3 separate regions of the Homo sapiens genome follow, and all the other regions are linked to region 1. The links are chromatin loops, found by intact Hi-C in ENCODE. Cell type or tissue: mammary epithelial cell. All regions are shown on one strand.

Region 1 (8,000 bases):
GACCTGGGTTTAAATCCTGCCACTTAACAGCTGAGTGAGTTCAGGTAAGTTCCCTGCCTCTCTGAGTCTTAAGTTTATCAATACAACAACTTAAATAGATGGGATAATATGTGTGAAATCCTCTACACCCTGCCTGGTACATGGTAGGCACCCAATCAATTGTAATCGTGGCCATCAAGCTATCAGGTGCTATGGTTGATGGACTTAAGGTGACCCCATGATCCCAGCCTCCTGGTGTTCATGCGTTTCTGTGATCCCCTCCCCTGGTGAGTGGGACCTGTGACTGGCTTCCAACCAACAGAACACGGCAAAGGGGAGGGGATGTCCAGAGCTAGCTTTGGAGTCTCTCTCCGTTGCTGGCTGTGAAGAAACAAGTTGCAGTGAGTCCTATACCTGCAAGAAAGCGCAGCTTATTCTTTCTAGGAAGCTTGGAAGTGGACCCTTCCCAGTCGAGCCTCCAGATGAGAATCCAGCTCTGACTGGCACTGTTGGCAGCTCTGCAGAGGACCTGCTAAGCCATGCCCAGGAACTGTGAGATACTAAATGTGTGTTGTTTTAAGCTGCTAAGTTTTTGGTGACTTGTGACATGGCATAGAAAACAAATAGAGGTGCTATATCAAGAATATGTTATGGAATACATAAGGAATATAAAACTTCCCCTTTTCCTGCACGTCAACCCCAAGAGGGGGCATTATTTCCCCCATTTATAGAGAAAACTGAGGCTTAGCAGAGCAGCTAAATTCCCTGAGACCACGCAGCTCCTGGGGGAGGAGGAGCCAGAACACAGACCCCAGGGCCTGCTGTGAGCCAGGAGGAGCACCAATATCCCTGCTGCAGTGGTGGCAGCCTTACCCCGCAACGTGCTGTGCAGCGCGATGAAGCCTTTAGCGGGGTCTGCCCCGCCCAGTCCTCCACAGACCGCACCCCTCCCTGGTGCCTGGGACCCAGCTGCTTCTCACGGTTCTCTGGCACCTATCTGGTCCCTGAGGGCATTTCAGTTTCTAACTCCTGCATAACTAGGGCACTGGTAGTTAGATCCCAAGTAGATCCAGCCCTGGTTTCTCAAGGGCTTGGGAGCAAAAGGCAAGAGTCTAACTCCCCTGGAATAAGGCAGAGGCAAGGAGACAGCACATGCACCCCCTTCCTGAGCTGTGAGGCCACAATGAGTCACTCCCACAACATCCATGTGTCCCAGGGTCACTGCACCCTCTGCACCCTGGGCTGGGCCTGACCTGTCACTTGACTCCAAGGAAAAGCAAGTGCAGCAGAGGAGGGAGAGAGAAGCGCGAATGCCACAGTCTTGAGAGAAACCCTCCCCAGGCTTCTGGAGTGGGCAGCAGTTCCCACCTGGTGGGTCTTCAAGGAAGGCTGCTTCTTCATTTAAAGAGAGGCTGGGATACAGGCAGATGTCACAGGGAGCCTTGGGACCCCCGGCTCAGAGCTACATTTATACTATTGACCTAGGTTCTTTCATTCCTCCCTCCCTCCCTGCCTCCCTCCTTTCTTTCTTCCTTCCTTCTTCATCCCACACGTGCTGCGGGGTAGAGCTACCTGCACTTACAACTTGAGAATAATGTCCCTGAGTACACAGGTGACAGAGAAGTCACCAGGATCCAACCCAGTCAAGGCAGGAAGAATGGGCTCTGTTTTTGGGGTCCCCTCCTCCCTTTAGTTGGGCTAGTGCCTCATGCCTTCTCATGCAGTTTGCAGAGCAGTCCCCAAGTTTTGACAAAGGGCCAGGGCCCCTGTCTGGGACTGGGAATACAAAAAAGAGCTGAGCATGATCCCTGCCCTCAGAAACTCAGTCTGCCATGTGAGAGGGAAGGAGCCACAAACCCTGCTCCCCGGGGACAGGGCAGCTCCCACCTGGAGGAAGGCTGGCTCATGGCTCTGGAACTGGAACCCAGGCTGCATGTTTTAAAGCTGCCCAGATGAACTGGTGGTGTTGCTAGGTTGAGAACAACTATCACAGGAAAAGGAACACGCTGTTGGAGGCACTTGTGGTTGGCTTGTATGTTCCCTTGCTGACAGCGTCCAGATTTTAGCCACTTCATCAGAAGAAAGTGATTTCTCAGGATTAGCTGAGCTCAAAGCTGCAAAAAAGAAAAAACAAACACACCCCCTCATAGACTGACAAGCGTGCTCACACAGGCCCATGCCTCAGAGGCAGATGTCTTCACTGCATGATACTGGTAAGCAGACATATTGGGAAATTTTTCTATTTTTTTTTCCTCCCAGAATTTCGAAAGCAAATTGCATTTTACATTTTCTTGACTGAGGGCAGACAATTTTCACTAATGGGCCCTGTAGGAGGTGATCTGATACAAACCCTCATCCATGGCACACCGCTACACCCCAGGCACTGCATACACGTCTTCCAATTGCAGCTCAACACCGCCCTAGATGACACGTCATCCCCATTTCACAGATGAGGCACAGTAAGGAACTTGCCCAAAGCTACCAAATGGGGAGCCTGTCTGACTCGCCTGCTTCTTGCCTCCAGTGAAAAAGACAAGAGCTAGGCAATGGGCCCCATGTCACAAATATCACGTTCATTGAGGGGAACCACCTGGCGCCAGGCTCTGAGTAAGGACAGGCAAGTGTGAGGCGTTGGTGGGTGCTGCACTGGGTAAGGCTGGGCTAGACATAGCCACCCCCACCTAGAGAGAGTGCAGCCTTAAACAGTAAGCAAGCCCCTTCCACTAACATGATCACAGCAACCCTGGGCCACCAAGTCTAAAACTTCTCACTCTGTCTCCTAGGCTGAAAACTCAAATACTGGAAGGTCTGGTTCAAGACTAGACCCCGGCGACAAACCCTCTCCCTGGGGGTTCCACAGCCACCTTCCACCCTCCCTAGGGCTCCCAGATTCAGTTTGCTGGAGGCTGGCGAGGCAGGCTCCAGATCTGCTGCCTGCCAACTTTGTGGCCACATATAAATTCCTTTACTCTGGGAAAAAGGAAGGACATATATTTTTCTTTGCTTGGGAGAGGATGAAATGAAACAAAACTTATGAATGTTCCCGGCACTAGGCTCAACCCAGGACGAAACCACAGTGAATGAGAAATTATAATGGAATTGTGCATGCTCTCCACCAGAAACCTTTCCAAAATACAAGGTAATACCAAGCCTGGGCTGGCTGAGGTGAGCACTAACCGGGAGCAGGAGAGCAGATGAATCCATTTGTAGTATATTTGCAGGAGGGAGTTCCTGCTCCTGTCCAAAAATTCCACCAGGTGGCGCCATGAGACAACTTTCACAACCTTTCCAGTCTACACACCAAGGTGGTGGGGGTCCCTCAGGTCCCTGCAAAAGGGCATTGAGAGTTCATTACCCAGTTCAGAGCAAGAAAGCTGGGGTCTTGGTCTCTCCTCAAGGCTTTTCTTAACTTCCTTAATCCAGATGTTCATGAAAATGGGGTGTTACTGGACACATAAAAGGGAACAACACACATTGGGGCCTTTCAGAGGGTGGAGTATGAGAGGAGGGAGAGGATCAGGAAAAATAATGAGTGGGTACTAGGCTGAATACCCGGGTGATGAAATAATCTGTACAACAAACCCCCATGACACAAGTTTACCTATACAATAAACCTGCACATGTACCCCTGAACTGAAAAGTTAATTTTTTTTAAAAAAGAAAGAAAATGGGGTGTTAGAGGAAGTGGGGACAGCAACGTGTTGGACAATGACGTTGGCAATGCCAGGCCAGGCAGCAGCAAAGTCCATCAAGCGTCTACTAAGGGCAAGGCCCTCTGTGGTAGGTGTCGGTCTCAGAGCTGAAAGGGGCCTTCGTGGAAGTCTAGCCCAGCCTGTTTGTTTTTCCAGAATGAGGGAGGCCAGGCGGGGGTCACTCCCTGCCTGTCAGAGGTTGTGGGGAGTCCCTCTCAGCTCGTCTCAGGGTGCAGTGTGACCCAGGAGGCAGTGTTCAGGTGAGGCCACTGCGCCTTTTCAAGGAGCCAGATGAGGGCAGAAATTGCACCCTATCCAACTGCAAAGGAGACTGAGAAACCCTATAAGGTTGTGATATCTCCCCTTGGGCCCTGGAGAAAGGGAGACAGTTCTGTCAAGATCCCCACATTTCAGGGAAAAACCCCATGGGTTGGTTCAGGGTCAGAGCTGCAAGGCCCTGAGGGTCAACTGAGTCAATCCCCCATGGTACAGGTGAGCCCAAGACAGGGTCGACAACTCAAACACCAAAATACTGCAGGATGAAAATGCTCTTCATGTACTCATATAAAATGTGCCAAGATACACTGCTAAGTGAAAAATGCAAAAGGCAGAGAAAAACGTGTCAAATTTTTCTATTATTTGTATAAAAAAAGAAAAAATAGTATATTCATGTTTGCTCATATTTGCATAACTAAATTCTGGAAGTATTTAGAAGACACTAAGAACAGTAGTTATAGTGGAGTGGAGGAGGGATGGATGGATGGGGACAGAGGAGGGAGAAAGGCTTTTCTCTATATACATTTGTACATTATATCATCTGAACCACACGAATGCATTACTTTACAAAGAGTAAGACTTTTAAAATAGCTTGCTCAAGATCATACCATGTTTCCCGCAGTTGTGGGGTACTCTTACCCGCCAGGGAGTGAAATGATTTGGGGTGGTGCACAAGATGATTATAAGCAATTTACAAACACAGCACCGAATCGGATGGTGAGGAAGTCATTCCTCTTTGTTTCTCTTCAGTCCTCTGAATCCATCGAGGAGAATGTCTCAGTGAGGGGCCAGTGAGGCTTCTGCACCACTCCCAATCTTCATAAACTGACTTTTTTAACAAAGAAAGCAGGCATCAGGCTAAGGGCTTGGACAATGGCAGTGACTAGCTAAAATGGAATATCATTCGTTTTGTCCTGGATTCATTTGTACGAATACCTACTGTGAATGGCAAGTAGTATTGGCTTTCCATTTACAATAGTAATATGAAGCTTCCTTTTAAAAAATTAATTTAAGATGTGAGCTGCTGTTAAAAAAAAAAATGTTAAGTGAGTCCTAATACCATTTCTCTGTGAATACAGTAACATTGAGCACTAACTTGTGCCAGAAACGGCTAAGTGCTTCCCATGAATTAATGTACTTGATCCTCTCACTGTGGGAGGTGCAGATGAGGACACGGAGGTTTAGGGAGATGCTGGGTTGTGCCAAGGCCTCTGGTTAACAGAGCTGAAGCCGGGAATGGGAAGCAGGCATTCAGCCCCCAGCAGGGCCCCCGCCCACCAGAGGGACTGGAGCTGGCCGCTGGGCCAATGCAGACCAGCCCTGGCTCCCAGCCCTGTGCCCCACCTGCCTGGGCACTTGGGGCAGTGGCCCTCCAGCTTCATCTCAAGTAGCTCCAACCTTCTCCTTCCAAACTCTGAGTCCCTAAAGCCATTTGGTTTCAGCCCTGCCCCCAGCCTCAAACCAGAGGCTCAGAGGCACACACATACACCCCTCCATACACACCCCCTTTGTAATTCTTTGAAGCTCTCACTCTACCTGCTTCTTGAACTTTCTCTTGCTGCTCTTTTGGGCACTGGGTGGCAGCACCAGGCGGGGTAGGCTTGCTTGTCCTACTGGCTGGGCAGGCTGCAGGTTCTCTATCTAGTTTTGGCAGCAGAGCTCTGCTGCCTCCCTCCCCTGCCCCCACTTAACCCTTTGAGAGATCACTGGATTTGTCACTTTGCAATGAAAATATGCATTCGGGAATGCAGGGAAGAGAGCTAAATCTCCATGACTGTGACCCAGGACTGGGAAGCCACTGAGGCCACCCAGCTGGGCAGCTGCAGCCAGCACCCTTGCACCAACTTCTGTGCCCTCTGCCCCCACACAGCTGATCTCATGGGGCTGCAGGCAGGTCTTAGCAGGTAGTACAGCTGGGCATCTGTATCTGCAGGTTTCTAGGCGATGCTGATGCAGGTACGGCCAGAGGTAAAAGAGAGGAGTGGTCAAGAGCAAGGGCTGTAGGTCTCTGAATCCTAGCTCCACCCAGCTCGCTCTGGGTCCTACAGCAAGTTATAAACCCTCTGCCATGTCCTCTGTCGTGAAATAAAGATGACAGTGACAATATTTATGTCATAAGGTGCTAGTGACAATTAAATGACATAACGTGCTTAGCACAGGGCCAGGCACTCCATACACTCTCAACAAACAGCATCCAGTCCTGACATTCAACACCAGCAACAAGCCCCTCAGCTTTCAGGAGCACAGCGAAGTGGCTGTGTTTCTTCTCTAACAGCTGCGGGAGGGGCAACTCTGCTCTTAAAAGCCCAGCACCGCCCCAGCCAGGGATCCCAGGTGCCTTGGACAAGGCAGCCACTCTGGAGCCAAAGCTGCCAGTACAGAAGCTGTGGGCCATGGTGCAGCACCTGCAGAGGCAGCTCAGGGGCAGGCGCAGTCCCCCTCTCCACGGCCCTCTGCCCACCTCCTACCCACCATGCTTTCAGTGATCCCCTGAAAGGCTCTGAGAGGCGGGCAGGTCCCAGATCATCATCCCTTCACAGGGATGAGGAAACCAAGGCTCAAGAGGCTGAGTGAACTGTCCACAAAGAGCAGAGCCAGGCCTGCAAACAGGCCTCCTGTGCCACCCGGTGAGCCAGAGCGCAGGGGCGGCTTTCCTCCCCTGTCCTCAGGTTCAGGCATCCAAGTGGACAGACGCCTTGACCACTGCCTCAGGGCTTCCCCCTCAGACCCATGGAGCTAGAAAGGCCCCAGAGAGGGAGCCCAACATCCCCAGCCCTCACCTATGCTAAAAGGCCCCGTCACAGGGAGGCAGGAGCTGAGAGACAGCTGCTCGGGGGAACTGGCAAAACCAGAGTCACTGTTTCACCTGATCTCAGGCTTGGTGTCTCCTTCAGGGAGATGATGGTTTAGTCCCCACTTCCAGGACTAGCTGGAGGGTGGAGAGGGAGGGGCTTAGGGAGCCAAGGGCTTGGAATTTGTGGAGGGCACCAGGAGGGCAGCTGGTCCCCAGAGATTGAGCAGAACAGACAAGTCAGACCCCAGCAGTTCTACTCACCGGGTGGCCCCGCAGAGGCAGTGGAGGCCTAGTGGGATCTGAGCTGGTGGCTCACGTGGGTGGGAGTAGGAGCAGCTCTCCCCAGGCAGCCAGGCTGGAAATCCAGCCTGCCACGGAGACACAGGGCTTTGAGGATCAGCAGAAACCTCCCTGGAAATCTGCCCTCTTGGGCAGGATTGGAACGAGTCAGGCAGCTCATTCTGGGGGTCCTGTCACATAGCAGGCAGAGTTGGTGGTGGGCAGAGAAGGAAGATCCCACCCCCTCAGTGAGCTTCTGATTAGGATGCTGAGTAGACCGAGGCAGAGGCTCACTCAGGCCCCTCAGCTCTGATCTGGCCTCCCAGAGGACCTAGACTCTGCCTGTGCAGGGTGCAGCCGCCCGGTGAGGCCTGGGTCAGTAGGTGCAGGTGAGAGACCTGCTGGGGGAATTCAGGCAGGCTGGAAGCACATGGCCCCAGGCCACTCCCAGCTGCAGGCTGCAGGACCCCAGCGGGGTCTCCCCACACTAAGCTGCCTCTGTCTCCAGCACCTTTCAGACACTGGGCTTAGGAAGTGAGGCAGAGAAGACAGGTAGCTCAGAAAAAGGCCAAGAGTCCAATCCAACCACAGCAGCTCTATGGGGCCTGGAGCTCAGTCAACAAACAGGGCAAGACTTCACCTCCTCTTGGTCCCCACCAACTGACTTCCAGCCCCCAGCCCTGCCTCTTAGGCCGGCTAAGCACCAAGCAAGCCTCAGGAAAAGCCATCTCTGCCCACTGTGGCCCCTGCCCACTTCCGCCATCCTGCCTAAAGCCAGGCAGGCCTCTCTCCTCCCGCTCTTTCTAGTCAGGCGCAGAGGGAAGCCCTGCTCACCCCTGCCTTCTCTAACGGACCCTAATTCTCAAAGGGCTTGGACGTTGGGAATGGAAACTGAGTTCTAGAAAAAGGTATTGTTATCAGCCCTGAATTTGAGGACTCAGATTCATATCCCCTCAAGGTATTTTATATATTGGGGTTTT
Region 2 (8,000 bases), 210 kb after region 1:
TATGCACCTATTCAAGAGATTGTCAGTTGCATTGAAAAATAATCTAGCTATATGTGGTTAATGTAAGATGTACCAAAAACAAAGTGAAAAAGGAAAGTTGAAAATAAAGGAATAGGCAAAGAGATACCAAGCAAAAGCAGCCTACGAAAAAAAATCAGAATCACAACATTAGTATCAATGTGACAAGATAAAATGCATGAAAAGGCCATGCATGGTGGCTCAGGTCTGTAATCCTAGCATATTTCAAGGTCAAAGCAGAAGGATTGCTTGAGCCCAGGAGTTTGAGACCATCTGGGCAACATGGTGAAACCCATCTCTACCAAAAATACAAAAGGTAGCCAGGCATGGTGGAGCCTGTAGTCCTAGCTACTCAGGAAGCTGAAGCAGGAGAATCGCTTGAGCCCAGGAGGTGGAGGTTGCAGTGAGCTGTGATCGCGCCACTGCACTCCAGCCTAAGTGAAGAGTGAGACCCTGTCTCAAAAAAAAAGAAAAAAGAAAAAAAAAAGAAGAAGAAAAACAAAAGCATGAAACTGGACGAAGTATATTATGTAACTTAAAAACCTTTGGAAAAGCAGCCGTGGCTGAAGCCTGTAATCCCAGCACTTTGGGAGGCCGAGATGGGTGGATTGCTTGAGCTCAGGAGTTTGAGATCAGGCTGGCAACATAGCAAAACTGTGTCTCTACAAAAAATACAAAAATTAGCCGGGAGTGGCAGCATGCATCTATAGTCCAGGAGGCGGAAGTTGCAGTGAGCCAAGATGGCACCACTGCACTCCAGCCTGGGTTACAGAGCCAGGCCCTGTCTAGAAAAAAGGAAAAAGAAAAAAAAAAGAAAGAAAGAAAAAAAGAAAAACCTTTGGAAAAGCTAGAAATCTTTATGTACCAAATAACGTAGCAGCCAAATATATAAGGTAAACATTCCTAGAAATGCAGACAAAATTAATAAAGCAATATAGTTGGACATTTTAATATACATGTTCAAAACTTGATATATCAAGTAAGCAAACAATAATCATGTATAGAGGATTGAGCAATAAAATCAATAAACTCAGTTTAATAGGTACATTTAGAATTTTTGGCCGGGTGCAGTGGCTCACACCCGTAATCCCAGCACTTTGGGAGGCCAAGGTGAGCGGATGGCTCGAGGTCAGGAGTTTGAGAGGTCAGGAGTTCAAGATCAGCCTGGACAACATGGTGAAACCCCGTCTCTACTAAAAAAATACAAAAATTAGCCAGGCATGAGGGTGCATGCCTGTAGCCCACGCTATTCAAGAGGCTGAGGCAGGAGAATCACTTGAACCTGGGAGGTGGAGGTTGCAGTGAGCTGAGAACGAACCACCACACTCCAGCCTCAGCAACAGAGCGAGACTCCATCTCATTAAAATAATAATAATAATAATAATTTTTAACGCCACGAATACAAAATATATATCCTTTTCATATGCCCATGGAAAGTTTACCAAAAGTAGTCATGTACTTGTGGAAATTTTAATAAATTCTGAAAAGTAGAGACTTCAAATGAAGGATGTGCTGATCAAAGCCATTAAAACTAGAAAAAAGTAAGGCCAGGCATGGTGGCGTCACCTATAATCCCAGCACTTTAGGGGGCTGAGGTGGGAGGATCACTTGAGCCCACAAGTTCGAGACCAGCCTGGGCAACATACTGAGACCTCATCTCTTTGAAACATTTTTTAAAATGACCGGGTGCGGTGGCTCACGCCTGTAATCCTAGCACTTTGGGAGGCCGAGACGAGTGGATCACGAGGTCAGGAGATCGAGACCATTCTGGCTAACACGGTGAAACCTCGTCTCTACTAAAAATACAAAAAAAAAATAGCCGGGCGTGGTGGCGGGTGCCTGTAGTCCCAGCTACTAGGGAGGCTGAGGCAGGAGAATGGCGTGAACCCGGGAGACGGAGCTTGAAGTAAGCTAAGATCGCGCCACTGCACTCCACCCTGGAGGACAGAGCGACACTCCGTCTCAAAAAAAAAAAAAAAAAAAGAAAAAGAAAAAAAAATTAGCTGGGTGCAGTGGCAGATGCCTGTAGTCTCAGGTACTCAGGTGGCTGAGGCAGAGGAATTGCTTGAGCCTAGGAGTTCAAGGCCGCAGTGAGCTACAATCGCGTCACTGCATTCCAGCCTGGGTGACAGAGGGAGACTCTGTTTAAAAAAAAAAACATTTTTAACTATTAAAGAAAAATTAAATAATCATGTTATTATGTTAAGACATATAGATATAAATTCCAGAAAAAATGACTAAAAGAATTGAAATCAATTGCCTCTGGGGACAGGAATCAAGATTAGGGAAGTATTAGAGGAGAAAACTTTCTATTGCTATTAGTCTTATGGTATTATTTGACTTCTTAAACTATATAAATATATCAATTTGATAAAGATTAAATTAAGCAAAATTAAAGAGTGAAGTGAAAGCAGCTCTGGAACTTTTTACTTTTTTTTTTTTTTTTTTTTTTTTTGAGACAGTTTTGCTCCTGTTGCCCACGCTGGAGTGCAGTGGCGCCATCTCGGCTTACCACAACCTCTGCCTCCCAGGTTCAAGCAATTCTCCTGCCTCAGCCTCCCAAGTAGCTGGGATTACAAGCACCTGCTACCACGCCCAGCTAATTTTGTATTTTTAGTAGAGAGGGGGTTTCACCATGTTGGTCAGGCTGGTCTCAAACTCCTGACCTCAAGTGATCCACCTGTCTCAGCCTCCCAAAGTGCTGGGATTACAGACATGAGCCACTGCACCCAGCCTTTTCTTTCTTTTTTCTTTGAAGACAGGGTTTTGCTCTGCCACCCAGGGTGGAGTACAGTGGCACCATCTCGGCTCACTGCACCCTCCACCTCCCAGGTTCAAGGGATTCTCCTGCCTCAGCCTCTCGTGTAGCTGGGACTACAGGTGCACACCACCATGTCTGTCTAATATTTGTATTTTTAGCACAGTCAGGGTTTCACCAGGTTGGCCAGGCTTGTCTTGAACTCCTGACCTCAAGTGATCCAGGCACCTCGGCCTCCCAAAGTGCTAGGATTACAGGCGTGAGCCACCGCACCCAGCCAGCTCTGGAACTTTGATCCATCCTGATATAGTAGAAAGAATATGGATAGTCAGTTAAAGCCAAGTTTGAATTTTCCCTGTCTTACTTATTAGTAATAGGATCTTGGACAATTCATTTAGCCTTTTGTCTGGGTTTCTTCCTTTGTAAAATGGGACACTGACCTGTACAGCCCCTATAGGAGAGACAATACTGGGCTCCAGCCCCTTGAGATAAACCCTGTATCCACTGCCCACCCCTACCCCAGCACAGGCAGGACCCCCCAGCCACAGACACTTGTGGGTTAACTCAGCCCATCTGCCCCTGCTTTCACCTCCTGGTTAAAATTGTTGTTTTGGTTTTGGTTTTCCGTACATCATAAGCATTGGGGGGTATTTTCCACAGTGTCAAGGTCCGTGGGTAAGGATTAGCCACAGCTTGGAAATTTCAAGTAGAAAATAGAACAAAATGGCTTTGAGAGTATTAAGTACAGGTGTTTTTATATCTACATCTGTATTTGAAAAGAAAATGTATCTCTTTATGCTTTAAACACTGTAAACAGATCACTGCAAAAACAAAAACCTGGGGCAAAATTCAAAATTGCTAAGAATAATAAAACTCACTTCTTGTGTTCTTATAAAGATTTGTTCCATTCCCGTGTTTGCACACACATGCATCAGGGAGCCCAATCCTTTCTCTCAGTGGAGGGAGGGCAGTTGGTGGTGACGGGTAGGGAGGCAGGTGTTTGAAGAAGCAGTCACAATGCAGCGTACTAAGTGTGGCTGTGGGGAGGAGCAGTCGATGGCTCTGTGCTGTTCAGGCTCGGCAGCAATGTTAGAGACCCGCCTGATTATCGAGTTGCCCAGCTAAAAGGACGTGGAAGAGGGTCTCAGAGAGAGAGCACAGTGATGCCTAAACATGGCTGCAAACTGGAACAACCTGGGGAGCTTTAAAAAGTACTGATGCATGGCCGGGCATGGTGGCTCATGCCTGTAATCCCAGCACTTTGAGAGGCCAAGGCAGGCGGATCACCTAAGGTCAGGAGTTCGAGATCCCCCTGACCAACATGGAGAAACCCCATCTCTACTAAAAATACAAAATTAGCCGGGGTGGTGGTGTGCACCTGGAATCCCAGCTACTCGGGAGGCTGAGGCAGGAGAATCACTTGAACCCGGGAGGCAGAGGTTGCAGTGAGCCGAGATCACACCATTGCACTCCAGCCTGGGCAACAAGAGCAAAACTCTGACTCAAAAAAAAAAAAAAAAAAAAAGTACCGATACCTGGTTCCCACCCCCAGACATCCTGACTTAATTGGTCTGATGTGTGGCGTGGGCAGCTGGAGTTTTGGAAGCTCTAGGAAATTCCAATGTGCAGCAAAGTTCAGGAGCCGCTGGCCTGCATGAGGGCCTGAGGCAGGAGACTGGGGCTTTCTGTAAATCGAATGGAAAGTTGGAGGAGAAGGACAAACTGTGGGCCTGGAGAGATGGGGATGCGACAAGATTTAGGATATAGAATGGATGGGAGTAGGTGGTAGAGTGGAGAGAGGGAAGGAGGAAGAAGCTGATGGTGATGCCCAGGTTTCAGGCTTGGGTAACTGGATGGAGGTGGTACATTTTCTGCAATTCAGAACACAGCAGAACATGGTATGCACAGAAGACCTGCTGGTTAGAGATGATATATCATCTTGGCTCAATACATAGTAGCCTCAACCGCCACCGCCGCCACCACCACCACCACGATCATTATCATCATCATCATCATCATCATCATCATCAATCTGGTGGAGGCTTCTTAAAAGCCTTTGTGGTCACCAGGATTAAAGCAGTGAGGCTGCCCTCTAGTGTCGTTTGTTTTTCTTTCTTTTTTTTTTTTTTTTTTGAGACAGAGTTTCACCCCGTGGCCCAGGCTGGAGTGTAGTGGCACGATCTCGGCTCACTGCAAGCTCTGCCTCCCAGGTTCACGCCATTCTCCTGTCTCAGCCTCCCAGGTAGCTGGGACTACAGGCGCCCGCCACCACGCCCGGCTAATTTTTTGTATTTTTAGTAGAGACAGGGTTTCACCGTGTTAGCCAGGATGGTCTTGATCTCCTGACCTTGTGATCCGCCCGTCTCAGCCTCCCAAAGTGCTGGGATTACAGGCCTGAGCCACCGCGCCTGGCCTCTAGTGTCATAATCTGTGTATTACAGGCACTCCTGCACTTAGGCTACAGTCTGCATATCTCTGCAGGGGATGAGGCTGGGCCCACGTAGGAGCCAGAGTGGGAGTGGAGGGTCAGGGATGAGTAAGGCATGGTCTCCCCTGTAATGCTCAGGCCAGGATCTCCCAGGCAAGCCCCATTCTTGGCCCTACTGTGAGTAAGGGTCTCCTTTGGATGAGTCGCTGTCTCTGCAAAATGCTCACACGGAGGAAGCCCGGAGCAGGGAATGGGTGCTGGGCAGTCATCCTGGAGGCCTAAGATCCAGTTGCGGCTCCCCTAGTACTTGGCTGTCTGACCTGGAGGGAGTGCCTTTCCTGGACTTCAGTGTCCTCATCAGGGCTGGGCATCTCTGGAGGATGACGTTGTGTCTTTGCAGCTGACCACAATAGCGGGCAGGACCTACATTTCCCAGCCCTCCAGAAGAGACAAGAGGAAGCTTCTCATGTTCTCCAGAAGGGCCTTCCCAGAGCCAGCAAGGGGCAGAGAGCAAGTGCCCTGGAAGGCTTCCAGGAGGAGGTGGATTAATGAATTAGTAAATAGTGTCTGTGGCAAGACATCCCACCTTTGAGACACTGAGGAGAAACTTGCAGACACAGCAAGGCCTGGCAGCAAGAGAAGAAAGGCTGTGGGCTCTAGAGTCAGAGAAACCAGGCTTTCACTGTTGGTTCCCCCGACTGTGTGACCTTGGACATGTTATTTATTCCATCTGTGAAATGAGGATATAAACAATTCACAACAGCAAATGCTTATTTAGCCCTTTGTGTCAGGTACTGTTGTAAGCACTTTGTCTGTATTAACTAATTTAATCTCATAACAATCCCATGAGGTAGTACAAATTTTACAGGTGAGGAAAAGGAAGCACAAAGAGGTTATGCAACTTGTTCAGTCACCAGGCACGTGGCTGGTGCTCAGTAAATAGTAGCGACGCTGTAACCACAGAGATAACAATCACTGATTGCACTGAAACAGGTGAGCTTATGGGCAGAGTCAAGGGAAAGGCTGGGTGGGCCAGTGTCAAGGGAGAGAATTTCAAGAGACAGAATGTGATATCCTCCAGCAAGCATCAAGCACAAGGCATGGCTTTTTATTTGTGACCAGATCGTGATACCCCATTGTCCCTGGGGCTTCCCAAATGGGACCACCTGGGCAAGGAGGGGCAAGGGCTGTTAGAACTGGTTTATTCCCACTGGGTCCTGAAGAAGGAAGAAGTTCCCTTTCTCAGCTTCCCATGTGGCCTGGGGTGGTCATGTGACCTAGTTCTGGCCAATTAGATGTGAGGGGCATCTGCTGGGGGGAATCCTGGGGAAGGCTTTCCTCCCTGACCAAAAGAGAGAAGCCTAGAAGGAGACTTATTTTCCTTCCTGCTCCTTTCCTGGGATGAGAGTGCAGTTAGATAAAAAGATTGTTGGAGCTGTTGCAGCCCTCTTGCAGCTATGAGGGGAAGGCCAAGAAAAATCAAAGTTCCCAAAGAGCTTTTGACATCACTGAGCTGTTTCTCACAGAATCACCTATTTCCAGATGCCTGGTTATGTGAGAAAGATATTTGTTTAAGTTACTGTTACTTACAGCAAAAAGTATGCATGGTATCATATCCAAGTTGTTCCAGTGTGTTCATTCATCGGCGCACCATTCATTCATTTAATTAGAAGTTATCATTGAGCCAATCACAGTGGAGGACAGGGAGGATATGGCTGTCATCAAGGCTGTCATCAAGGCTGTCATCAAGGCTGTCATCATCATTCCTGGCTTTGTGGATTTCCTAGTATGGTAGGGAAAACACACTTTGAATACATGTGATGGATCAGGATGTTAACAAGAAAAAAAGCACAGGAATGCTATTAGAATGTAGAACAAAAATAGTTAACCTGTGGAAGCATCAAAGAAGTTCTTGAAGGCTAGTGTTTATTTAGAGTTACATGCCATCATAAAGGGTCCCCAAGATGTAAAATGCAGTGCCTCAAACAAGAGAGAAGTTTGTTTTGTTTTGTTTCCTTTATTATTTTTTTTTTCTAGACGGAGTTTCGAAAAACAGGCAAGACAGGGTCTCCCTGTGTTGCCCAGGCTGGAGTGCAATCTCAGCTCACTGCAACCACCACCTCCCGGGTTCAAGTGATTCTCCTGCCTGAGTCTCCCAAGTAGCTGGGATTACAGGTGCCCACCACCACGCCTGGCTAATTTTTTGTATTGTTATTAGAGATGGGATTTCTCCATGTTGGTCAGGCTGGTCTTGAACCCCCGACCTCAGGTGATCCACCTGCCTCGGCCTCCCAAAATTCTGGGATTACAGGTATGAGCCACCATGCCCAACCTGTTTCCTTTTTCTTTTTCACATAAGAGCCCTGAGACCTCCCCAGGCTCTGCCATCCTCAATATGGCTTCCCTCTGTGGATTCAAGATGGAAGTCCCTGTTGTTGCCACTGCCCTCCAGTAGGAAGTGGGGAGTCAGCAGCTCCCTCTTTAAAGATGAGACTGTGAAGTTTTGTGTGTGTGTGTGTGTGTGTGTGTGTGTGTGTGTGTGTCACTTCTGCCCACATCTCATTGGCCAGATCTTAATCATGTGACCACATGTAGCTTGGAAGGGAGTCTTGGAAATGCAGACTTTAGCTGGTCAGCCAGGTGACAGCTAACAGGCAGGGAGGTTCTGTTTCTAAAGGAAAGAAGGGGAAGTGGTTCCTGAGGGAGCGTGAGCCGTCCCAGCTGGTGAAGGAGCAGGGCTATTTCCTCTTAACCATGAGAACAATGAGTCTTTGAAGAGCTCAAAGCAGGAAGTAC
Region 3 (8,000 bases), 120 kb after region 1:
CCCTCTGTCACCTAGGCTGGAGTACAATAGTGCAATCACTGCTCACTGCAGCCTCGACTTCCTGGGCTCAGAAGATCCTCCCACCTCAACCTCCCAAGAACATGGGACTACAGGAGCACCCCACCACGGCCAGATAGTTTTTTTATTATTATTATTTGTAGAGACAGGGTCTCCCATTGCCCAGGCTGGGCTTAAACTCCTGGGCTCAAGCAATCCACCTGTCTCAGCCTCCCAAAGTGCTGGGATTACAGGCCTGGGCCACCGCGCCCAGCCCTACGTATCACTATGCAACTAGCTTTTCTCCTCAGCATTGTGTTCTTGAGCATGGATACATGGAACTTTAGTTCCTTCATTTAAATAGCTGTATACTATTCCACGCAGAAGCATACCACAGTCCTCCCATTTTTCACTATTATAAACAGTGCTGCAACAGACACCCTCGTGACCGTCTCTTAGAGCACCTATGTGACTGTCTCTAGGGCTCATCTGTGGGCAGTGAGTGGGCCACAGGCAGTTGAGTTTCTAATCCCCTAAGCCCAGGGCCTGGGTGCCTCCTCCCTTTACCCAGGAAACTCATAGATACCATGTTTCTCTATAAGCATTGAAGACATTGGGAAGGACTGCCACAGGAGTTGCACATTGTTAATTTTACTGAGTTCTTTTACTTTTTAAAATCAAGAGTTTATGGCCGGGTGCGGTGGCTCACGCCTGTAATCCCAGCACTTTAGGAGGCCAAGGCAGGCAAATCACGAGGTCAGGAGTTCGAGACCAGCCTGGCCAATATGTTGAAACCTCATCTCTACCAAAAATACAAAAATTATCTGGGCATGGTGGTGTGCGCCTGTAGTCCCAGCTACTCAGGAGGCTGAGGCAGAAGGATCGCTTGAACCCACGAGGTGGAGATTGCAGTGAGCAGAGATCACATCACTGCACTCCACCTTAGTGACAGAGCGAGATTCTGTCTCAAGAAAAAGAAAAAAAATCAAGAGTTTACTTCTTTAATAACTTCTATTTATTCCTGTTTCCTTTACTCTGGGGTGGCGGGGGTGTTGGTAGAGGGAGGGCATGGCAGGCACTCGGGTGAGACACCCGTGACCCTTGTCCTTGTGTGTTCTCAGTGATGCTCTGTCCATAACCTTTTCCTTTGCATTCTTTGCACATTTCTCCATCTGGCCCTTTGATATCTTGCATTTGATTTTTACATTTTCAGATCTGCTATTCATTGCGTTCAATGCAAATTGAAGTCAGTTACTGTATTTTTTGTTTATCACTGTCTCCTACCACGGATTGTCCTTATCTAATAGAAGTATTCTCTGTACCCTACATACAGCCTGAAGTACACATATTCTGTCTTTGCCAATGCAATGTAGAACTGAGGAAGGGTGTACTCTGAGTTGTGTGTCCAGTCAACAAAGATTTATTGAGCACCTACTATGTGTCTTGGGAGGTGCAGGAGCTACAGTGATCGTAAGACGCAATCCTCGCCCTCTTGTTCTCCTTTCCCTGTAGCTACCCCCTTTCCCATGGGCCCAGTTTTCCTCCTGGTGGCTCCTCTAATGGAGAGTTATTTCCACAGGGCATTGGATGCATGGGTTGCCCTGGCTCCCACGCAGGCCCCTCAAACCCTGGCAGAGCCCTCCTCACAGAGCCAAGGCAGGGATATTGGGGCGTGTGGTGCCAGCCGGGTCCTGGCCAGGGTAACATTCTCCACAGGCCCGTTCCCCTCCGGGTGTGAGTCCTTCTGATCCCCCAGGCACCATGGACCAGGAGCCTCTGGGTGTCTCTGCTGCTCTGTGGTGGAACCTGTGTCCTGCTCTCACTGCCCACTCTCTATCCAGGTGGCTCCTCTCATGGGAGTTGGTTTCTGAGACCCACTTTTGCTGCCAGCAAGGCCCAGATGATGCTGAGGGGCCCTCCACCGACTTGCCCAGAGGTTCCCCAGTGGAGCCCTTGTCAGCCTCAGGAGGGCAGCTAAGGCCAGTCATAAAAACCTCCTTCAGGGGGCCGAGCCCCCGGCAGCTCCTTGCTGATGGTGTTGGTCTGGGCCCCTGCTAGAAGCTGCTCCAAGAACTGCCTCAAGCGCAGGCTTAGCTTCTCAAGTTGATGTGGATATTTTCTATTTGTGTGATTTCTCTGGGTTTTTCCACTGGATATTGGGGCTGGGGGCAGCCCTGGCATGGTGACTTTGGCAGATGGAGGAGAAGACACAGGAGCAGCGAGAGGAAGGGAGAGCGCAGCCACCAGCGAGGTGACAGGTGACATCAAAGGGCACCCGTACACCTGGCACAGCCACTCCCTGAGCCATTACACCTGGAAAGCCTTAGATGCCCCTTCTGGAGAGGAGAAGGCAGAGGTCAGAGAGGGACAAAGGTTTGGCCACAGCCTATAAGGAGTCCAACATGCTGAGCCTGGCCCTCTGGGGCTCACACATGGGATCCAGTGAGCCCACTGAGTCCTGGGGGCCCAGACAGTGCAGGGGCCACAGCTCCAGGCCATTTCCATTCCCTGGGTTGGCACCTGCTTAGTGAGCACCCCTTATGTCCCAGGCACCACAACCTCATCTCTCAGGAGACAGCAGAGCAGAAAGCAGATCACCATCCCACCCCTCAGTGGGGGAGACTGACCATACAAAAACGAATCAGTGAAATGGATACCCTCAGTGATTGCAGTTTATTATCATGACCTGTTACTATATAGCCTGTTCAGTGCAAGGGCAAGTGCTGGGGGAGGGGTGGGTGCTGAGCCCTCGCAGGGGCTAAGAACTTTCCATGCATGATCCCATGTCCTCCTCACAGAGACCCGGCCAAGTGGGGATCATCCTCTTGCTTTTGCAGATGAAGAACCTGCCCTCCAGAGCCCTAGTACTCCCACTTCTCATTCTGGCATCTAAGTCATGGCCACCCTCCCCAGCCTCAGTCCAGGCCCCTCTGCAGCTGTCTAAAGACCGAGGCCTCCCTCTGGTGGCCACATGATGCCCAGGTGGAGGCACTGCTGGGGCACTTCACCTCAGATCCTATTGGTGGGGGAAGGAGGCAGCACTGGCCCTGATCCTATTCAGCTACTCAGATGCAGGCAGAGTGGTTCAAATCCTGGTTCTTCCATTTATTCCACTAACTGTATGACTTGAATAAGTCAGCTGATCTCTAAGCCCCTATGTCCTTACCTGCCAAATGCAAATCATAAAGGCCCTGCCTTTTTGCTGTGATGACTAAATGGGATGAAGAATGAAATGTGCTAAGCAAATGCCTGGTACATAGTGACCGAATGAGAGTCGATAACAGTAACCTTGGTTGCTACTCCTATCGTTAGTATCCGGCCTCAGTTTCCCAGCCTATGAAATGGGAATGGGAAAGTCTCATCTATCCGAACTTCACAAAATGATCACTCTTTTAGTCAATAATTATTTATTGAGCACCTACTACAATCAGGACCTATAGTATTTTAGGCTCCCTCACCTTGTGGTCTGCTCTTTTGGGGTAGGGGGCGGAAAGCAGACTCCTGCTGCCACCCAGGCAGGTGCCCAGGCTCTAGGGAGTGGAGAGGGTGGAGTTGCTGAGTGCTGGCTGCCAAGTAGTGGGTCAGCCGCGCCACCTAGCGACCACATGTCCCCATGTCAGCTCTGCTCATTTTCTTGCTGGGAACGTTTGTGCCTTCTGCCTGGGCTTTAGGACTGCAAATCAGGCTCCCTCCAAGGGGTCACGAGCTGTGGAAAGCCAGGACCTTGTGCCAGAGCTTGTGGCCCCATAATATTTCCAGGTGCTTCTCAGGCCCCAGGAAGGTGGCAGCCAAGGCAAGAGCTTGGAAGGAGTCAGGATCTGAGGTTGCTGGCAGGGCCTCTTGGACTGCAACTTACTAAGCTAGTCTGGCCTTTATCTTTCCTCTCCTGCAAAATGGGTGATCATAAAAGAAGTCCCTCCACACACCGAATTGAAATGAGCCTCAGAGGAGATGGGAAGGTGGGGGAGGACGTGAAAGTGGTGGGAGCTGGATCTTCCTGTGAGAGGACAGATGGAACCGTGTGAGCTACGAATGAACTGAGTCAGCCCTGGCGACCTGCTGACTAGAGCAGGGACCCAGGACTGAGGCTAGAGTGGTGGATAGGACCTCAAATTCCAGGCTGGATGAGGTCAACAAGGGATTGTGGATAGAAAAGACAGATGAGGCCCTCAAATGCTAAGAGGTTGGGAAAGCAAAATCAACAACTGAGACTCATAAGAGGGGGCCTCAGAAGTAAGAGAAAAACTAGGCAAGGTTGGTCTCTTGGAGGAAAAACAAGAAGGCATTTCAAGGAGGAGAGAATGATCAACTGGCCACATGTGGCAGACAAGCCAAGAAGCTGAGAAATGCCACAGGGACATAGGACCTAGCAATGCAGGGGTCACTGGTGATGTTGATGAGAGCAATTTGGGGCAAGTGGGACAAGAGTCTAATTAGGGAGGTCCAAGAATGATGGGAGAAGAGGAACCAGAAACAGAGAGGACAGACACTTTCAAAGCAGTTGCTATGAAGGGAAAGAGAGACAGGGCAGGGGCCGGAGAGGAGAAATCATCAGGAGGGCCTTGCTTGTCTGTATCCTTGTTTAAGATGGGAATACTAAGAGATTATTTATATGCTCATGAGAATGGTCCAGCTGGCTCTTTGAGAAGATCTTTAAAATCTATAAACCCCTAGCCAGGCTAATTAGGGAAAAGAGAAAAAAAGACAAATTGTCAATATCCAGGAATAAGAGAGATGAAATCACTACAGATTCTAGAATAATAAGGGAGTGTTATGAACAACTTTATGTCAATAAGTTTGACAGCTTAGATGAAATTATCAAATTCCTTGAAGGAAAAAACTACCAAAGCTCTCAAGAAGAAATAAGTAGTCTTATATCCATTAAAGAAATTAGATTTATAGTTTAAAATCTTCCTACAAAGAAGATTTTCCAGGTAGCTTCACTAGTGAATTTTATCAAACTTTTAAAGAAGAAATACCACCAATTCTACAAACTCTTCCAGAAAATTGAAAAGGAAGGAACAGTTCCCAGCTAATTCTATGAAGCCAGCATGACTCTGATACCAAAATGTGACAAAGATTTTACAAGAAAACAATCCTCCTAAACAAAGGTGCAAAAATCCTAAACAAAATTTCAACAAACCAAATCCAACAATATATTAAAAGGGTACTATATCATCACTGAATGGGGCTTATTCCAGGAATGCAAGGTTAATTCAGCATGTGAAAATGAATGAAATTCACCATATTCGCAAATTCTAAAATATGCAGAAAAGGCATTTGACAAAATCCAACATCTAGTCCCAACAAAAATGTTGAGTAAACTAGAAATACAAGAGAACTTAGTCAACCTGGATAAAGAATGTCCATGAAAAACCTACATCTAACATTATACTTAATGATAAAAGACTGAACACTTTCCCCCTAAGATCAGGACCAAGTCAAGGATGTCTGCTCTGACATTTGCTATACAACATTGACCAAAACGTAGTGAGAAATCCAGAAGTAAACCTACAGATACATGGACAATTGCTTTTCAACAAAGGTGCCAAGGCAATTCAGTGGAAATTCATCCCTGCTTTCAACAGGTGGTGCTGGAGCAATTGGATATGCATGTACAAAACAGATTAACTTTGATGCGTACTTTGTAGCATATTAGAAAATTAACTCAAAATGAATCCTTGACTTAAATGTAAGAGCGTTACATAATTGTAACGTAACTATAAAACTTTTAAAAGAAAATGTAGGAGAAAACCTTTGTGATCTTGGTTTAGGCAAACATTTCTTAGCTATGACACCAGAAGCATCACGCATGAAAGAAAACATTGATAAGTTGGAGTTCATCAAGTTAAAAACTCCTGCTTTTTGGAAAACACCATTAAGAGACTGAAAAGACACACCACAGACTGGGCACGGTGGCTCATGCCTGTAATCCCAGCACTTTAGGAGGCTGAGGTGGGAAGATCCTGAGCCCAGGAGTTCAAGGGCAGCCGGGGCAATGGTGTGAGACCCAATCTCTACATGAAGGAAAGAGAGAGAGAACAAGACAAGCTACAGACTGAAATTTTTCAAATCATATAACTAATCAAGGACCCGTATCCAGCATATACAAAGAGTTGTCAAAATTCAATAATACAAAAACAATCTAATTTTTTAAGAAAATATTTCAAAAGGCGCTTCAGCAAAGAAATTATGTGGATGGCAAATATGTCTACGAAAAGTACTCAACATGATTATTAAGGAAATGCAAATCAAAACCACAACAAAATACCACCACACACCCATTAGCATGACTAAGAAAAACTGGCCATACCAACTGCTGGCAAGGATGTAGGGAAACCAGAACTCTCATACACTGCTGGTGGGGATACAAAATTGTGCAACCACTTTGGAAAATAGTTTGGCAGTTTCTTAAAAAGTTAAACATATAGTTACATATAATCCAGCCATTCTACTTCTAGATATTTACCCAAGAGAAATGAAAGTATGTGTTTTTATAAAGACACATGCACAAGTATTCATAGCAGCTTTATTTGTAACAACAACAAAAAACTGGAAACAAAACGTCCATCAGTAGGTGAATGGATAAATAAACCATGGTGTATCCATACAACAGTATGCTGCTCCGCAATAAAAAGAAATGAACTTCTGATATATGCTACAAAATGAATGAATCTTAAAATGATTACTGAGTGAAAGAAGCCAGACAGAAAGAGTGCATGCTGTATGAGTCCACCTATATAACATTTTAGAAAATACCAAGTAATTTATAGAGACAGAAAGCAGAGCTCTGATTGCTTAAGCATAGGCTGTGGATGGTGGGAAGGGCTATAATAAACAGATTACAAAGGGACAAGAGGACATTTTTTAGAGTGATGGATATGTTCATTATCTTGACTGTAGTGATGGTTTCACTGACACATTTGTCAGTTTAAATACACGCAGTTTATTTTATATCCAGTATACCTCCATAAATTGTTAAAAATATATTTCAAGAATATGGTATTGGACATTTTTATACAAAATCAGTCTTCCTTAATGTGTCTTATAAAAAATAATTATTAACAAATAAATCAAAAAGCAAAGCCCACAAACCTCCTCAACTTCACAAATGATGTAGGCTGCACAAATATTATTATTTTCTATGTGTGTCATGGTGTGGGAAAGGACTCATTTATGGTTCCATCCTTGTGAGACAAGAGGCCAAGATAATGTCATTCATTGGCTTTAAAGCACAAAAGGGTGTCATGGCCAGGGAGTCCTCAACCACAGGATGGACAAAGCCCTCTCCAGGTACTCTGCTTCCATCCATTTCATTTTTTTTTATACTTTAAGTTCTGGCATACTTGTGCAGAATGGGCAGGTTTGTTACATAGGTATACATGTGCCATGGTGGTTTGCCGCACCCATCAACCCATCATCTACATTAGGTATTCCCTCTAATGCTATCTTCCCCCAGCCCCCCACCCTCTGAAAGGCCCCAGTGTGTGATCTTTCCCTCCCTGTGTCCATGTGTTCTCATTGTTCAACTCCCACTTACGAGTGAGAACATGCGGTGTTTGGTTTTCTGTTCCTGTGTCAGTTTGCCGAGAATGATGGCTTCCAGCTTCATCCATGTCCCTGCAATGAGAACAAAGACACAACGTACCAGGGTCTCTGGGACACAGCAAAAGCAGTGTTTAGAGGGAAATTTATAGCACTAAATGCCCACAAGAGAAAGTGGGAAAGATCTAAAATTGATACTTTAACATCACAATTAAAAGAACTAGAGAAGCAAGAACAAACAAATTCAAAAGCTAGCAGAAGACAAGAAATAACTAAGATCAGAGCAGAACTGAAGAAGATAAGAGACACAAAAACCCTTCAAAAAATCAATGAATCCAGGAGCTGGTGTGTTGAAAAGATTAACAAAATAGACCGCTAGCAAGACTAATAAAGAAGAAAAGAGAAAAGAATCAAATAGACACAATAAAAAATGATAAAAGGGATATCACCACTGATCC

The links. Peaks named below come from ENCODE experiments on the same cell type or tissue, not always from the same donor. Only the 100,000 strongest peaks of a DNase experiment are listed, where the experiment ranks them.
Region 2: a loop joins it to region 1, with 8 times the contacts of the local background. A loop is called at or near these places in 76 of 110 quality-filtered maps.
Region 3: a loop joins it to region 1, with 23 times the contacts of the local background. A loop is called at or near these places in 100 of 110 quality-filtered maps.

The regions. Positions count from the first base shown.
Region 1 is chr10:69,634,651-69,642,650 of GRCh38, reverse strand. No RefSeq gene overlaps it. Among named protein-coding and RNA genes, the nearest start is that of FAM241B, 8.4 kb to the right of the region's middle. In mammary epithelial cell, CTCF peaks have their summits at 2,522, 3,233 (motif pointing right) and 5,517 (motif pointing right); DNase peaks (open chromatin) are centred at 2,150, 2,400 and 3,110; H3K27ac peaks cover 907 bases.
Region 2 is chr10:69,424,167-69,432,166 of GRCh38, reverse strand. No RefSeq gene overlaps it. Among named protein-coding and RNA genes, the nearest start is that of TACR2, 11 kb to the right of the region's middle. In mammary epithelial cell, a CTCF peak has its summit at 4,851 (motif pointing left); DNase peaks (open chromatin) are centred at 6,126 and 7,926.
Region 3 is chr10:69,511,408-69,519,407 of GRCh38, reverse strand. It overlaps a transcript of TSPAN15 not described here. Among named protein-coding and RNA genes, the nearest start is that of NEUROG3, 58 kb to the left of the region's middle. RefSeq lists a silencer at 3,620-3,669. In mammary epithelial cell, CTCF peaks have their summits at 2,957 (motif pointing left), 3,594 (motif pointing left) and 5,599; DNase peaks (open chromatin) are centred at 2,967, 3,567 and 6,307.